2 separate regions of the Homo sapiens genome follow, and region 2 is linked to region 1. Evidence: chromatin contacts called from ENCODE Hi-C or POLR2A ChIA-PET data. All regions are on one chromosome and are shown on one strand. Each heading gives the region's core, a stretch centred on a gene start or an enhancer-like site at or near the end of the contact. The rest is flanking DNA. Distances are from core to core; before and after follow the strand shown.

Region 1 (4,497 bases), core at 1,044-3,543:
CCACTAGCCCACCTCTTAGAACCTCTCATTTCATTTCCATCGTGGAAATCTATCCTCAAGGAAATAATTTCTCAGTGTTCCATCTGCTTTTCTACTACTCCTCAGTGATTATTCAGGCCCCCTCCCTTCCCTACACATCAAGCTCGAGGATTTGCCCCACCCAGGACTGGCAACTTAGCTTTACTCAACATGCCCTGAGTCAGATAACTAAAATACCTCTTAGTTCAGGTAGACACTTTCACTGGATAGGTAGAGGCATTTCCTACAGGGTCCGAGAAGGCCACCGCAGTCATTTCTTCCCTTCTGTCAGACATAATTCCTCAGTTTAGCCTTCCCACCTCAATACAGTCTGATAACAGACGAGCCTTTATTAGTCAAATCAGCCAAGCAGTTTTTCAGGCTCTTAGTATTCAGTGAAACCTTTATATCCCTTACAGTCCTCCGTCTTCAAGAAAAGTAGAATGGACTAAAGGTCTTTTAAAAACACACCTCTCCAAGCTCAGCCACCAACTTAAAAAGGACTGGACAATACTTTTACCACTTTCCCTTCTCAGAATTCAGGCCTGTCCTCAGAATGCTACAGGGTACAGCCCATTTAAGCTCCTGTATAGATGCTCCTTTTTATTAGGCCCCAGTCTTATTCCAGACACCAGACCAACTTAGACTGTGCCCCAAAAAAACTTGTCATCCCTGCTATCTTCTGTCTAGTCATACTCCTATTCACCGTTCTCAACTACTCATACATGCCCTGCTCTTGTTTACACTGCCCTGCTCTTGTTTACATTGTTTTTCTAAGCCATCACAGCTGATATCTCCAGGTGCTATCCACAAACTGCCACTCTTAACTCTTGAAGTAAATAAATAATCTTTGCTGGCAGGACTATGCTGAATCTCCTTAGGCACTCTCTAATCAGATATCCTGAGTCATCCCAATTCTTAGACCTTTTATACCTGTTTTTCTCCTTTTGTTATTCCATTTGGTTTCTCAATTCATCCAAAACCATATCCAGGCCATCACCAATCATTCTATATGACAAATGTTTCTTCTAACATCCCCACAATATCACCCCTTACCACAAGACCTCCCTTCAGCTTAATCTCTCCCACTCTAGGTTCCCACGCCACCCCTAATCCCGCTTGAGGCAGCCCTGAGAAACATCGCTCATTCTCTCTCCATACCACCCCCCAAAAATTTTTGCCGCCCCAACACTTCAACACTATTTTTATTTTTCTTATTAATATAAGAAGGCAGGAATGTCAGGCCTTTGAGCCCAAGCCAAGCCATCGCATCCCTTGTGACTTGCACATATAAGCCCAGATGGCCTGAAATAAGTGAAGAATCACAAAAGAAGTGAGTATGCCCTGCCCCACCTTAACTGATGACATTCCACCACAAAAGAAGTGTAAATGACCGGTCCTTGCCTTAAGTGATGACATTACCTTGTAAAAGTCCTTTTCCTAGCTCATTCTGGCTCAAAAAGCACCCCCACTGAGCACCTTGCGACCCCCACTCCTGCCCGTGAGAGAACAAGCCCCCTTTGACTGTAATTTTCCTTTACCTACCCAAATCCTATAAAACAGCCCCACCCTTATCTCCCTTCGCTGACTCTCTTTTCGGACTCAGCCCACCTGCACCCAGGTGAAATAAACAGCTTTATTGCTCACACAAAGCCTGTTTGGTGGTCTCTTCACACGGACGCCCATGAAAGTGACTGCACCCATCCCAGCAGCAGTGTATGAGGCTTTTGATTTCTCCACCTCCTCACCAGTATGTGATATCTTCCTTTTAAAGATATTATAGCCATCCTAAGGGGTATGAAGTAGTATCTCATTGTTTTGATTTGCATTTCTCTGATAATTAATGATGTTGAAGGTCTTTTTGTTAGGGAAGCAGGAGCCTACGAGAGCCAGAGTGACATCATTTTAAAATCAACTCCATCTTAAAACTAGCAAGGCAAATTCCCTGTTAGTCAGAGATGATCAATACAATCTCAGTCTTCAAGGTGCTCGCCATCTAGAAGATAACAGAGTAGGAAGTTTCTCAGCATCTAATCAATAGGTGAAAAATTAATTCTATTCATATTTTTTCAAATGTGCCCAGCAGGTGCAGAGACACTGCCATTGGGACTCACAGAGATTGCCAGGTTAGGTGCCATTTTAATTTTTCCTTCGGAGCCATGGAGCCTCTACGGCTTCGATCCTTCCTCCGGGCACAAGGGTGCGCTGTACCTGTCTCTTAGTGTTGGCTGAACAGTGCCGTGCTCTCCCCTACTTCCCTTTTTGCTGGGCCGCAGTTCCGGTGGCTGGCGGAAACGGGAACGTGCAGCCGCGGGTGCAGGAGTCCTGGGGCATGGCGGGGGCGGGGCAGGGGGAGGCGCGCACAGAACAGGCTGGGGCATCCCTCGCCCTGGCTCTTTGAGCCCGGACCAGACAGGTGAGGACTTACCATTTTTGGCCCAGCCTCCAAGCCCGTCAGACCCTCCCCGGCAGGCTCCTCCCTGCATGACGCTGATGCCCAGAGGCCCCGCGGCCCCCGCCCTCCCTCAGCATTCTCTTCCCTTTGAGGCCCCGCCCCAGGCTTTTCTTTCCGGGGGCGCCCTTTTGGGTATGTGTGCCCGCCCCTTGGCATCCCCTTCTGGTTTAGAGGCCGTCGCAAGGAATTGAGGGACATGTGCACCTTCTCCCATAGGGAAACTGAGACCCAGCAAGGGTAAAGGACTTAGTACCACACAGTGAGTTAGTGTGTTGTACCCAGGGGTGTTAGAGAAAACGCCACACTTTGAGACGAATTAAGAGTCCTTTATTAGCCGGTGACCGAGAGACCGCTAACGCTCAAAATTCTCTCGGCCCTGAGGAAGGGGCTTGATTAACTTTTATACCTTGGTTTAGGAAGGGGAGGGGGGGTCTAGTTAAAACAATTTTACAGAAGTTAGGTAGTCAAAAAGTTAAAAGGATAAATGGTTACAGGAAAGTAAACAGTTCCAGGTGCAGGGGCTTTATGACTATTACAAGGTGATAGACGTGGGGCTTTGGGTGTTATCAATCAGATGAATTCTTGGGGACTGTGGATATAGCTTGCCACAGTATCTTATCAGTTAATTGCATTCTTGGATGTGCTGGGAGTCAGCTTGCACAAGTTAAGTCCTTGAGGAAGGGGCTGCCAGTGAAAGAGCCAAGATGGAGTCTGTCTGGCTCTCTTAGCTAAGGGAGAGTCTAAAAACAGAGTTAGTAAAAACCAGGTTGGGCATTACATTCCCCACTTGTGTTTTTGGGGAATCAAATCATTGATTCCTCAGTTTTAACAAGGGGAGTCTTAAGATACATAAGTTTGACAGAAGCTATGCATTGTTTTACAAAATTAAGAAACCAATTTAATATACAAGGCCTAAAAATTAAACTTAATAGTATGATGAGGAGAGGTCCAGCTAACCCAGTGATTAAAGTAGTTAGCCAGGGGTTCCAGTGGAACATGTTTTGATACCAGGGGATGTTATTTTCTCGTTCCTGTTGTTGCCTATCTAGATATTCTCGAACTTTTTGGAGGGTATCTTTTATGACTAAGAATGGTGGAGGAACAGTTAAATCAACTTTGTCAGGGGGTTTCTGGAACATAGGGTCACCTAGAGCAGTTAAAGGCCCGATTGGCTTGGGTGGGCTCCATGAGACCAGGATTTTTATTTCTATTATTTATTTATTTATTTTGGATGGTGAACATAGTCCCAACATCAAATCCTGGAATATAAAATGTTAATTTCCATGACATGCCGTAATATTATTGTAAGAGGATTACAATTTTTTTTTTAGTACATAATTTAGGATGAGAAGCACGAGTTACCGAATGAAGATCTGGTTGATCCCCCAGAGTAGGTGGCTAAGTTTACACATGTCCAATCAGGGCAGAAAAACTGATAAGTATCTCGACAGCTAGCGTCAGGGTGATTCCCAGGACAGAGGTAAAAGTCAACATTTTGGAGTTCTTTTTCTGCACCTTTGGCACTTCCACACATCCAGTTTGGCTCCCAGAGCACCCAAATCCTGCTACAAGGTCGACACTTCCTGCTTTTGGGACAAGCAGATTGTGTTGCTCTTCGTGGGTACAGGCTGGCTTTGGGAACAGTATACATAAAATCAACTGCAAAGGAGACTTCCTTAGAGGTACCGGCCCTCCAAGTGGTGTTTGCAAATACACGTCCTGACTTAGGCACAGTTTTAGAAGGGGCCTGACCGAGGCCTGGGGACCCCTGTTTTTAGTAGGGCTCTGTTGGCCTTTTTGATGCAGGAGTGATGAATCTAAGCAGGAATGCCATCCACCTTCAGAGCCATTGGCGTGAGGATGACGGTGTGAAGTCTTTTCAAAGCAGGAGTGAGTCCTTGTTTCTGAAACTTTTTAACAAACACTAGTTCTCCTGGCTGGAACGAATGGCAGGACCCCGTCTGGTTAGGAATTGGATTGGGATGGTTTCCTTGAACAAGTGGCAGGGTGATATCTTGTACCTG
Region 2 (4,301 bases), core at 1,465-3,964, 140 kb before region 1:
CTCTTTCATAAAATGTATTTCCTAAGTAACTTAGTCACTTACCAGTTGTAAAACTCCCCAGTGATTCTTTTTTTTTATTTTTTTATTGATACATAATAGGTGTGTATATGTTCAGGGTCTCCAGCGATTCTTTTCAAAAACACAGATCGCTTACACGTGTCTCCAAAGTCTGAGGTCTCCCAGACATTATTATCCCTACACACTCTTGACTTTCCATTTCTTAAGAGTCCAGCTCAGCAGCAGCAGCCCTCATTGTCTCACCCAGTTTGGGTAGCTCATCTTTCCTTTTGCAAACTCAAAGCCCTTTCTTTTGGGAGTGTGAAGCCACTGAATCTAAGCAGTGGAAGAGGAAATGAAAGCACAGAGTGGGAGAGAGGCAGATCCAGGATCTTCAGCTGGGTGCATGGCTGGATCTACACTTAAATCTGTGTCTGGGGGCCAGGCACAGTGGCTCACACTTGTCATCCCGCACTTTGGGAGGCCAAGGAGGGTGTATCACCTGAGGTGAGGAGTTCCAGACCAGCCTTGCCAACATGGTGAAACCCCGTCTCTACTAAAAATACAAAAATTAGCTGGGCATGGTGGCACGTGCCTATAATCCCAGCTACTCAGGAGGCTGAGTCAAGAGAATGGCTTGAACCCAGGAGGCGGAGGTTGCAGTGAGCCAAGATCATGCCATTGCACTCCAGCCTAGGTGACAAGAGCAAAACTCTGTCTCAAAAATAAATAAATTAATAAATAAATTAATTAATTAATTAAATCTGTGACTGGGTGCATGGCTGGGTCTATGGCTGGGTTGACTTCTGGGTCCACAACTGGGTCTATGGGTGAGTCTATGGCTAGGTTCATGGCTAGACCTATGGGTGTCTATGACTCAAGAGCTATAGGTGTCTATGGCTTATGTGGCTGGGTCCACAGCTGGATTCATGGATGGGTCTATAGGTGAGTATATGGCTAGATCCATGGCTGGGTCTATGGCTCAGTCCATGCCTAGGTCTATGGATGGGTCCACAGCTGAGTCCGTGGCTGGGTCTATGGCTGGGAGTGTGGCTGGGTCTATGAGTGAGTCTATAGCTGGGCCTATAGCTGGGTCCATGGCTGGATCTATGAGTGAGTGTATGGCTGGGTCTATAACTGGGTATATGGCTGGGTCCATGGGTGAGTCTATGGCTGAGTCTGTGGCTAGGTCCATGGCTGGGTCCACAGAAAGACCTGCCTTCGACTCTAGTCAACTGGCCCCAGAGCCCTGGCCTGGGACTCCTGAGGATGAAATATGTATAGTGTAGTGAGTAGAGCCCAGGTGATCTTGTTTGTAGCTCCAGTTCTGCCGCAGGCTAACCTTGTGGTCTCAGATCAGTCTTGTTCCTGTTCTGAGTCTCGGTTTCACATTTATACAATGAGCCAATGAGGACAAGATCATAGTTTTTACTGTGTTTCATGGAGGCCTAGGGTTCTGATGAAGTTCTTCCAAGACCTGGCAGGGATGGTGGAGGTTGCAAGTTGGAGGTTGGCTTCACCCATCATCTCCTCTAACCAGAACAGCTTGGCATCAATCAAGCTCCCTCACAAGACTTCGTTTAAAAATAAGATTGGAAATTAAAAATAAGATTGGAAAGACTGGAAACCAACCATGTGTTCATCTCTAAAATCTGGCTAGTAAATTATCATACAGCCACAAAATAGAATACAATACAGTTGGGAAAATGAAGGTGCTCTCAAAATGATTTAAAAAAAATGTCTCCAGGATATAGCAAATTTAAAAAGCAAGATATGGAAGGATGTCTAGTGTGCTAAATTTTTTTTTGTTTTTGTTTTTGTTTTTGTTTGTCTGTTTGTTGTTTGTTTTTGAGACAGAGTTTCACTCTTGTTGCCCAGGCTGGAGTGCAATGGCATGATTTCGGCTCACCACAACCTCCGCCTCCCAGGTTCAAGCGATTCTCCTGCTCAGCCTCCTGAGTAGCTGGGATTACAGGAATGCACCACCATGCCCAGCTAGTTTTGTATTTTTAGTAGAGACAGGGTTTCTCCATGTTGGTCAGGCTGATCTCGAGCTCCCAACCTCAGGTGATCCGCCCACCTCGGCCTCTCAAAGTGCTTGGATTACAGGCATGAGCCATTGCACCAGGCCTAGTATGCTAATTTTTATATAATTAAAGGGGAGAATTAAAAATAAATATCTATATGTTTGATTTGCATACAGAAGCCCTGGAAGGATGCATACGAAGCTAATGTGTACCGTCCTGTGGTATCAGGTGGGGTGGGGGTGGCCAGGGGGAGAGTAGATGAAGCTGCAGGTGGAAATGACATTTCTCAATGTATACCTTCTCATAGCACTTTGATATTTGAATCACGCACATATATTACCTTTTCAAAAAACTAAAACTTAAATTTAAAAAATATACCAAGTGAAAAAAAGGGACAGGGGAAAATAAGCTGGCCAGATGATCTCTAAGTTCCCTTGTTGCTTTGATGATCAGGCTGGTGGGGGAGGTAAGGAATGCCCACACATGCCTGTCACCAAAGGCAGATGGGGAAGGGAGAGGCCTTGGGTCCAGGAACTGGGGAGGAGAAGCTGTGCCCCCAGGTCCATGTGCGGGTTCTCTGGGGCTTCTGCCAGTCCTGCTGCATAAACAGCCCATGCAGATGGCCCCTGGTGCCCAAGCCTCAGGCCCTGTGCTCCCTCCCCTGACTGGCCTGGGCTCCCTCTCTCCCAGGAGTGGAGGCCAACGGCTACCCCTCATCAGCCTGCCAGCTGGGAGTGGCCCCACCACTGGCCAGTGGGACAGAGCCTCCTCCACGCAGGGCTGTCTCCAGCTGACGCCAGCCCCAGACTGTGGCCTGAGCCGCGTCCAGGACAGAGCCCAGGGCACAGATGTTCCCATTCTCTGGCTCTGGATGAGCTTCTTGGAAAAATCATGGAGCCAGCCTTCCTCAATCCACCTTTGAGTGGAGAGAAGAGGGGCCCTTCTCTCCTGCAGCCACTGGCACCTGGCTGCCCGCCCTCGGGGGCCGGCCACAGGCTGCTGATCCATGCGGCCCTTGTCTGTGTGGCTGGCTCCTGTCCGAAGGTCACTGAAGGGAGGCAGGCCGGCTGGAGAGAGAGAGGGCGGCAGAGGCTTCCATCAGCCCTGTCTAAAGTTCTTCATGCTCTCTCTGGCTTTTTCTGGGTGGCTCACCAACAGGAAGTGGTCTGGCTAAGACGAAGGGCAGCTGCTGCAGGACCCCTGAGTGGGACATTGCAGCCAGACCAGGACTGACATGAGTCCAGGAGGAGGGAGAAGGGGCTCTGTGTTTATTGCGATACTGTGATGTTGCCAAGCTTTGCAGTGAGACAGACTTGCATTCAAATCCAGGTTCTGCCACGGAGTAACTGCGACTTTAAGCAAGTTATGTAGTGTACTCTCTGAGCCTCAGTTTCATCATCTATAAAATGGGGGAAGGTAAAATGAAATAGGGGTAATAAATCACCTAATCAGAGAGTTGCTGCTGAAAAAATATTGCCTATTCTTCCCCTCTGGGGTATAAGATACAAGGTCAATGCCAGACAGGGTTTAAGACCCTGAAGCCAACTGCCAGGATCCTAGCTCTGCCTAGGGCACCTAATTCACAAGACTGCTGGGAGGAACGAAGGAATTGAGAGTGGTGCTTGGCATGCAGTGAGTGTTATATATTACTTCTTTTTATCATTGTTATGTCAACAACTGCCCACTTTAACCCATATCCTTGTAGGTCCTTGTGTGAGCTGGAATCCCAGGGCCTTTTCTGTCGCCACGCTGGTCTGCTGAGGGTTCGTTCACCAGTTGGCCTTTTCTGAGTCGGCTTCTGAACAGGGATTGGGAAGGGGGTGGGGAAAGCTCAGTTCAACCCCATCCCCCTCAGGGTGGGGACCACAATTCCCCTCACCCGCACTTCAACCAGCATCTGTTTTTCATAAACCCCTTCAGTCTTATGCCTGGGAAGGAGAGTGAATTTCCTTAGGCAACAAAGCCCTCCAAAACCACCCATCATGGGATGGGCGGATCCTGCTGGGCCTCCTTCCCACTCTGCATCTGGACCTGCAAACCCTAGGGCCATCGCCACCTCTCGCACCTCTGCCAAGAGACGTTGCTTCCCTTGTCCAGGCCACAGCCTGCCTGCCCCTCCGTCTCCTGGCTGGCCACTGCTGCCAGCTGCATGCCATCTCCTAGGCTGCCTGATGACTGTGGCCCTCAAGTCCATGCTGAGCTCAGAGCCAGTGGCCCCCCAACCCAGAACTGCTGCCACCCAGTGGCACTCTCAGTGCCAGCCTGGGACCGCTCTTC

The links. Hi-C counts contacts between places; a loop is a spot of excess contacts on that map. ChIA-PET counts read pairs that join two places held with the same protein, here RNA polymerase II (POLR2A). Pooled maps may share reads with other maps.
Region 2: a loop to region 1 is called in a map with no recorded cell type, with 6 times the contacts of the local background. The contact joins the enhancer-like site here to the promoter of DET1 in region 1. A Hi-C loop is called at or near these places in 4 of 37 single-sample maps with no recorded cell type and 2 of 50 pooled maps. POLR2A ChIA-PET finds 5 or more read pairs at or near these places in 2 of 52 experiments (H1 and Panc1).

Annotation. Positions count from the first base shown.
Region 1 is chr15:88,544,477-88,548,973 of GRCh38, reverse strand. It overlaps DET1 (DET1 partner of COP1 E3 ubiquitin ligase), which reads left to right and starts at 2,293. Exons shown (of 5, transcript NM_001144074.3): 1 at 2,293-2,434. LOC124903547 (a long non-coding RNA gene) reads right to left here and starts at 2,389. Exons shown (of 2, transcript XR_007064748.1): 1 at 2,133-2,389; 2 at 1,641-2,014. RefSeq lists an enhancer at 689-1,563 and a silencer at 2,130-2,489.
Region 2 is chr15:88,680,569-88,684,869 of GRCh38, reverse strand. No RefSeq gene overlaps it. Among named protein-coding and RNA genes, the nearest start is that of ISG20, 44 kb to the right of the region's middle. RefSeq lists an enhancer at 1,445-1,504. Within about 2 kb of position 2,714, at least 3 of the 41 ENCODE cell types and tissues checked have a DNase peak (open chromatin) inside an H3K27ac peak, as active enhancers do.